Linked DNA regions of Homo sapiens: region 2 is linked to region 1. A link is an interaction called in ENCODE POLR2A ChIA-PET data of the cell type or tissue named here. Cell type or tissue: Panc1. All regions are shown on one strand. Each heading gives the region's core, and the rest is flanking DNA. Links, peaks and the distances in the headings are about the cores only.

Region 1 (4,230 bases), core at 975-3,474:
CTACTACAGTTGAGCTAACGTAAACACTTTGGCAGAAATTAATCCCTTCTTTAGTTGTTATTAATACTGGACAAGAAGAGTTCTCAGGGTCTCAGTTTCGTCACCTGTGTAATGGAGACATTGGACAAGGTGACCTCAAAGGTGTCTTCTAGCTTCAATATTCTCAGCGAATCTCTGATCTTATTAACATCTCAAATCTGCAACTAATTGACTGGTTCTACATGTTTTAATATGATTGTGTGCCACTATCACTGCTTTCTCCCAAGGATTCAATTTTACCCAAAGAGTTGAAGGACCAGTGTAGATTTTCAAAGAATCATTAGGAGGTAGGATGCTGTATAACATTTTTCAGAGAGCTTGAATATGTAAATTTAAGTTTTTGAGTCTTGGTGTCCCAGAAAATTTTTTGGCATAGGGTAGAGAAATAATCAGGAAATATCCATGTGTACTCTACTACCTCATTTGCTAATCAGAGTTTCTTGCAAATAGAAATTAGTGTTTCTCATTTGTATGTCCCCTGTGGCTCAAGGTAATAATGTTTATCAAGGTTCCCTAGGAACACTGCAGAGCCTTAGGGATCAATTGGCCCTGGTAAAGTAAGGCCGCTCAATGAGGATGGTAGGCATTTAGCAACAAATCAAAGTTAGTACTTTTTTCTTTTTTTTGGAGAATGCTTGTGGAATGGATATTCTGAAATGTCCTGTTGAACTGTGAGAGACGCTCCCAGAGATTGTTAAAAAATTCCGTCCTTGGTTCATTATACCTGATGTGAGTTCAAAATGGTCTTGAAATATCAGAACCACTGGAGTGTAGTGCTTTATAGCTCACTCTTTGATCTCCAGTTCAACATTGTTCTCAGAAGGTGTGCCCAGGTATCCTGAGGATTTATCATGCTGTCTTTCTTTTTTTAACTTATTGTGGTGAAAAATATCCAACGTAAATTTACTCCCTTAACAATTTTAAGCATACAGTACAGCCTTGTTAACTCTATGCACATTGCTGTACAGATCTCTAGAACTTTCCATCTTGCATGACTAAAAGGCTCTATGCATTGAACAACTCATTTCCCTTTTCCCCAACCTCCTGGCAACTACCATTTGACTGTCTCTATGAGTTTGACTACTTTACATAACTCATATAAGTGGAATTATGCAGTATTTGTCTTTTTGTGATTTGCTTATATCACTTAGAATAATGCCCTCAAGATTTATCTATGTTGTGGTATATGCTGACTTTTAAAACACACAGCTTTTGTCCACAAAATCCTTATTTCTATTGCGTCTGGTTGATAGCCTGTTAATTCCTGGGAGGAAGAGAAACTTCCTGAAACACTGGAAAAAAAGAGTTAATAGGTCAATACCAGAATTTTTATTCCATAGTTCATAAAACAAGCTTTAAGGGTCCAAGAAGTTCTTTAAAGAGATCTAACTATCTGGACATATCAGAATGACAAGATAATATTAACTTGTTTTTTTAAGTTCTTGGGTCACAGTAAAGTGATATTGCAAAAAAAAAAAAAAAGCAAACAAAAGAACGGCCTCCTTTTGTTCAACAGAGACATATTTTCAGTAGCAGAAACTAATTTTTAGCTTCAGTATTACATGTAGAAAAGAAACATCTTCCAGTGATCATGAGGTGGTCTGGTGTCTGATTCCATGAGAATTTTGTGCCTATTGATACCCTAGTATTAATACAACAGATACAATAAAAATGAATTTAGTTATACCTGTAAACATGGAATACTTCTGAGTTCACAGTACATCCTTACCCTTTTCTCACAGAAACTTCAGAAGGATAAATGGAATGATTTTTAGAATAAGGTTTAATACTGGCTTTAGCATTTAGGCTTTGAATCACCTATCTGAGCCTCGGTTTCCCCAGATGTCTCTTCTGTCTCCCAGCATTGCAGGGGAAATGAGGTGTGACTAAATAAGATTATGTAGGCCATGGTTTTGATCTAGTAGAGTTACTGCCCTACAAATAAACACCTCGCCCTGACTATTTCTCATACTTCAAATGCCAGTGCTTCCAGTTGTTCTAAAATTTAGTCCTCTGCTAGAAGACGTACTGTTACAGTAGTCCCCCCTTAGCCCTGGGGGGTATGTTCGAAGACCCTCAGCATATGCCTGAAACTGTGGATAGTACCAAATCCTATATATGCTATGTTTTTTTCTGTACATATATAACTATGAGAAAGTATAATATGTACATTAGGCACAGTAAGAGATTAACAACAAGAACTAAGAATAAAATACAACAATTATAACAATAAACCAAAATCACTCCTCTTGTACCTTTGGGTCATTATTAAGAAATATAAGGGTTCCTTGAACATAAGCACCTCAACACCAAAACAACGAATCTGAAAATCAAGGCGGCTACCAAGTGACTCACACCAGGGGAGGGAAGACAGTGTGGAGACGCTGGACAAAGAGATGATTCATGTCCCTCGTGGGACTGAATGGGATGGTGCCAGATTTCACTGCAATATTCAGAACAGTGGGAAACTTAAAACGTATGCATTGTTTATTTCTGGAATTTTCCATTTAATATTTTCAAGCTATAGTTGGCTGTGGGTAACTGAAACCAAAAAAGTGAAAGAGCAGATAATGGGGGATGGTATTAATGGGTTAAACATAGAAAAGAGATAAATTAGGAGCTATTTGCTTATGAGTTACTTCTTTATTGACAATAAGATTAATGGCTCCCAATTTTTTAGCACCTCTTAGGCCTGTCTTTTTTGTTGTTATTGTTGTTTGTTTGTTTTTAGATCTACATTAGAGCTGGGCTTTACATAATTCTCTCCATCCAAAAAAATTTCCTTTATACAGTCAGTTCCTCTAGCGCTTTTAAATATGATGCAATTTCTCATATTTTTGTTTCCCTACAAGTTTTTAAGAAGACAGTGATGGGTACATTGTGGTGCATATTTGTATCTCACACAACTTTGAAAGGAAATACAAATTAAGCCAGTCTGACCTCCCGTGCAAGTCAGTTCCATGTTTCCTGGTCCCACCAAAAAAAAAAAAAAAAAAAAAAAAAAGTTATAAAACCTGAACTATTGTGAATTCCTACAGGATTTAAAATGTGACATTTACATTAACCATAATTACATTACCTGGTTACACATTCTGGTGCCTGACTTATTCTTTTGGCCAAAAATGGTAACAATCAGCCAGTCACTAGAGTCCTTTCTACTCCTCCAAGGCCTCCACCTTGGCCCAGAGTCAGGTATCCGAGACACATAAAAACTCACGGATGTTCTTCCAGCCTCCTGTTTCCAAGGTTTCTGGAACAGGTGGTCATTAATGCAAATTTATGGGCCATTACAGAATCTAAAAAAATATGTCATCGTTGAATAAAATCCATAAGCTCTTCACACTTGGTTTTTAATTACCAAATATGTAAAATAGGAAAGTTATAGATTTAGCTGTACTGGCTTCTAGAAAAGGTACTGAACTAAACATTCTTTGACACCCTGCCCCACCCCCCCAAAAAAAACCCACCTCCTGAAGGGGGGCAATTGCTTTGGTAAAAATTTAGATTTCCTCTATTTAAACAAGTTGTATAAAAATCTAAAGCAATCACTGTCTCAAAGAGGGTGTGTTGTTACTATTTCTGTCAGTGCCAGTGTGTGACGTGGCAGGCGACCATGAAAGCACTGCTCCGTGTTCTGGGGTGTGCGCACGTGCCATGGCATTGCAGGACATGTCTCTCCTGCTCGTTTCCTTAAGGAGTGGGTTAGACTGAAAGAAAGCAAATAGTTTGGAGTACCATTAGTCCTTGTTTAAATTTAAAGTGAGAACTAAGCTAAACATGGTCATATGAAAGGAATACTTTTTAGGAATGAATGGGTTAGTCAGTACATGAGAAGTAGATTTTAAAGAAGCTATTGCTATATCTTGGTTAAGAAACATGTCTGCAACAGAGATCTTTGCTTTCTTAGAAAATATATTTTTCGGTGTTGTTTTAAAGGATTCTCTATTCACCACAGCTAACACTTCTCCTGTCTTCTCTCTCAACATGGTCGGCTCTTGTTGGTTTACAATAGATAAATAGAGTTGCGATTTGGACCTTTGGGATTTTTCTTTTTCTTTTTCTTTTTTGATCAGAATAAAAGAGTCGAAAAACTTTTTAAAAATTTTTATTAAAACGAAGCTTCAGTTATTCACATAGTCACAAGCAGACATTTTTTTTGTGTTTTCATTTTAATAGCCAGGTCATTTTGTT
Region 2 (4,230 bases), core at 793-3,292, 670 kb after region 1:
ATATTTTTTAAAATGTCTGCTCAGGCAGGAGCCTGTGACCTTTGCTCTCTGTCGGTAGAATGGATACTAACGTTGCCAGCTGGAAGTAAATGGATATTTTAATTGAAACACATATGACTATCTCCAACTGGGGGTTGGGGGAATGCAAACTAGAGAGTCTTTCTAAGTTATCAATGAGCACCCAGCATGACTTAGCTTCCTACAAATGATCCTCCATTAGCCTGGGCTTGTTTTGCAAACAAATACTCAAATAGAAAACTGCTCGGCTCTTGTATATTTGGCACTGTTTCCCAATACCAGCCCTATTAGCGGATGTGAAATATAAAGTGTAATTTAGGATCATGTTCATTTTTGTTTCCTGGGGAAAATGGAAAAGAAAACAGTATTAGAATATAAGAACTGCAACAAATATATATATATATATATATATCGATAGGGATATAGTATGCAATTATTGATATAAATGTGTATCAATCTTACTAAAAATTATTTTTTCATAGATGCAACTTTCTCTTCACTTCCAATGTTTAAAATATCTGATATTTTCCCAGAACTTATTATTCCAGTGAAAGAAATTAATTAGTCTTTAAATTTACTATTATCACTTAGGATAAAGGAAAGAGTTCTTCACTGAATGTGAAATGTTGGCTATCTATCAATATGCTTTACTCCACATGCAGATGTTTGTTTAAATGGCAAGAAATATTTTGTGAAGACAAAAAAGATCATTAGTCATTACCACTCAAGTTATTTAGCCTTTCTAAAGATTACCGGTGCTTGCTTGCTTTCATTATATTACTTATTTTAAAGAGACGTCACATGTGAGGTTAAGGTATTTCACAACAATGTTATTTTTCTTGATTGTTGTTCAAATACATAAGAAAGAGGCTTAAAAATGAAGTTACTGGGGAAGAGAGCAGAAAACACAGCCAAATTTAAGGTTTGACATGCGCAAGAAGACAAACAGCTGATTTTTCTGCTTTGTTATCAAAGTAGCTTTTATTATGTTCCCACAAAATTAACAGGGTTATGCTGGATATTGAGCAAAATTCTTTTTTTTTTTTTTTTGGAGGCGGAGTCTCGCTCTGTCGCCCAGGCTGGAGTGCAGTGTCATGATCTCGGCTCATAATTTTTTGTATTTTTAGTACAGACGCGGTTTCACAGTGTTAGCCAGGATGTTCTCGATCTCCTGACCTCATGATCCGCCCGCCTTGGCCTCTCAAAGTGCTGGGATTACAGGCATGAGCCACCGCTCCCGGCCAAGGTATTAAGCAAAATTCTAACAAGGAAGGCAATATATTTTGTTTGTTTGCTGGACACAGGGTCTCACTCTGTTGCCCAGGCTACAGTGCAGTGGTGTGATCATGGGTCACTGCAGCCTGGACCTCCTGGGCTGAAGTGATCCTCCCCACTCAGCCTACAGAGTAACTGGGACTACAGGACAGGCACACACCACAACACTTGGTTAATTTTTTTTTTTTTTTTTTTTGGTAGAGATACTGTTTCGCTGTGTTGTTCAGGCTGGTCTCAAATTCCTGGGCTCAAGTGATCCACCTACCTTGGCCTCCCAAAGTGCTGGGATTAAAGGAGTGAGCCTAACTGCAAATCCATTATTTTTTTCCTTTTTTAAAATACTTTCCTCAACTTCATCTAAAATGAATGGCCCTTAAAATATGTTTCATTCAGATGAGGAAAGGAAGAGAAAAGAACCGGATTAATCCAATAAAGAGACCTTAATACAAACTCAATCAGAAGACTGTTGCACTGTTTTTATTGAGTTCTGACATTTTCTGTGTAGACTGTGCAGCGAAGGCACAGCATTACTCATTGGCAATAAATCCATTTAGGTGTGCAGGTGATGCCCAGATGATGTTTATTCTAAGGAATCTTAATGTCTTGGCCTCTTCAAAAACTGCACAAATAAACTTGGCTCAATATTAACCACAGTTAGTGAACCTTAGGATAAAGAAATGGGATTAGTCATCCCGTGATGCATTCTGCATTCACCCGTGGCATCATGCCAAGGGTACCCCATGCTACTGTGTATTCACTCCATTCTTAATAACTTGAAAAAATGGAGATGTTAGCTGCCTTTAAGAATTATGCATTTTCTATGAGGATTTAAGGTTGCTGAGAAGGCAACTATGAACAATCAATAGCTACTTAATAAACGCTGTATAAATGTATAGTAAGTAAATATTCATGTCTTTTTATAAAGTAGACTTCAACAGAGCTCTAGAGGCTCTGGGATTTTCAGTGATCTGAAAAAATTGAGTGCAGAATTTGTTTGTATTCATCCATCCCTAGTGATCCATATACTAAGTCAATTGTGTACTAAATTGTTACTGAGAAAATTCAATTCATTACATGTACTGGGCAATTATCATCAATCATGTGCCCAGCACGGTTGTTGGTTAGAATATACATAGTAGGATCCTTGTCCTATATATTTGTGTATAATACTGTGGGGGAAAACTTTATGCAAGATATTTGAAAGAAATATAACATTTTACAAGTATAACACATGAAATTTAGCAATTTCAATAGACATTTGCCTTTGAAATTGGAACAGGATATTATCATGAGAAAATTTTAGAAAGACAACTGATTTCACATACTGAGATGTGGTATACACAGCACGGCCTTCTGAGAGATATCAACTTAATGTTCATTTTCATAATCAGATGAAGCACCTACCCATTTTTGTGATAACACAGTTCATATTCACTTTGGCGAGAAATCTGAAAAGTAGAATAGCATAGGACAAGAAAAGTCTACTCTTGAACCTACCACTCCCCACAACCACTGCTGAATGTTTGTTGCATGGGCTTTGAAGGGAGGGCCACTATTGTAGTGGCCACATATAAAAATTCTCATACATAGACCATATAAAAACCTAACTCAGTGATAGACTCTCAGGAGCACACTGTTTATTTAAAAATAGTGTTATACAAACACACACACTAAAGGATATACGGAACCACTTGAGCATATTTTGCTCTCTAAACCGCATGCCTGCTGTCAGCCATCAATTAAACACAACAAACCCCACAGTGTAAACCTGTTAGTCGTTGTTCAACAGGGATTTAAATTTGTGTCTCCATAACTTCAAACTCCACAGTCAATTCAATTATTTAAATGAAAATAAACAAGCACTCCCATTGATTTTCAGAGAATAGACTTAATTTTCTACTTTTGAAACATATTCAAGGACCTTAATAATGGATACACTTCACTTTGGTTCAAGCTTTGTTTCATCATGGAAACAAAGTATCCTCTGTATCACTGTATCACTAGTAATTTCCCATCTCCATGCCTTCAATCCTATTTCCATGTTTCGAATCCTTCCTAACCTTCAAGACAGTTTACATTCTGTCTTTTCACAAAGCCATTTATAGTCTTCTTGTCAAGAAATAATTTCATTCTCTTCCATGATTTTATCTGCATTTTAATTCATGGTACCGATCAGCATTCCAGTTATTTATGCTCTTATCTAAGTGGCTCTATAGGACTGTCAGGGTCCTTATAGGTAAGAAAGTGAGCACTATGACAGTGATGAGGATGAAGAGCAGAGGTGAACCCTCATATATTACAAGCGCACTCTTTGCTAGACTTATGCTAGGCTTTTTATGTATATCGTAGTTTCAAAACAGGTATTATTATACTTATTTTACAAATGAAAAACTAAATTTTTTTCCCAGAGAGTTTAAGAAACTTACAAGATCATTTTGTCAATACAACGCACCTCCTATACTTGAAACACATTCTGTGAAGATCCAAGGCCTGTGCTATTTACATGGCTAAAATTTTTCTAAATAAAACTTGACATAATGTCATAGATAAAGACCCTTCCCCAACTATGGAGAATGAATGAAGAAAAGACTGTAGACTGTTTAAGGCATCTAGAATCTACATGGGAAAAAATAAGAAATGCCTAATTTAGAATTAGAAAGCAGAAAAATAATCTCAGCCATTGGAAGAAAAAAAATACCAATACATTTTGGGAATGTGGCTAGTAATTTAAAAATATATAAAACTTATATTAGTTAAAACTGGCCCCCAAACTTCTTCAGTTTCAGAATACGTTTTGGAGTTCTATGCGCCAGACAGAAGCTAAGTCGTGGAACTAACAGAAGGTTTTCACTGATTGCTAATCTGCTATTTGTAGGGGGACTTGGAACCCTCAAGGGCTGAAGATATTCTTAGAAGCTACTTCTCTTAGTAAAAGGT

Evidence for each region. Peaks named below come from ENCODE experiments on the same cell type or tissue, not always from the same donor. Only the 100,000 strongest peaks of a DNase experiment are listed, where the experiment ranks them.
Region 2: POLR2A ChIA-PET joins it to region 1 with 6 read pairs; 1 of 35 experiments calls an interaction of 5 or more read pairs at or near these places.

Annotation. Positions count from the first base shown.
Region 1 is chr13:94,231,800-94,236,029 of GRCh38, reverse strand. The region is part of intron 4 of GPC6 (glypican 6); the gene reads right to left. Among named protein-coding and RNA genes, the nearest start is that of GPC6-AS1, 46 kb to the right of the region's middle. In Panc1, for the core only: no CTCF peak of the experiment used is centred there; a DNase peak (open chromatin) is centred at 2,379.
Region 2 is chr13:93,557,605-93,561,834 of GRCh38, reverse strand. The region is part of intron 2 of GPC6 (glypican 6); the gene reads right to left. Among named protein-coding and RNA genes, the nearest start is that of GPC6-AS2, 300 kb to the left of the region's middle. RefSeq lists an enhancer at 1-391. In Panc1, for the core only: no CTCF peak of the experiment used is centred there; a DNase peak (open chromatin) is centred at 1,954.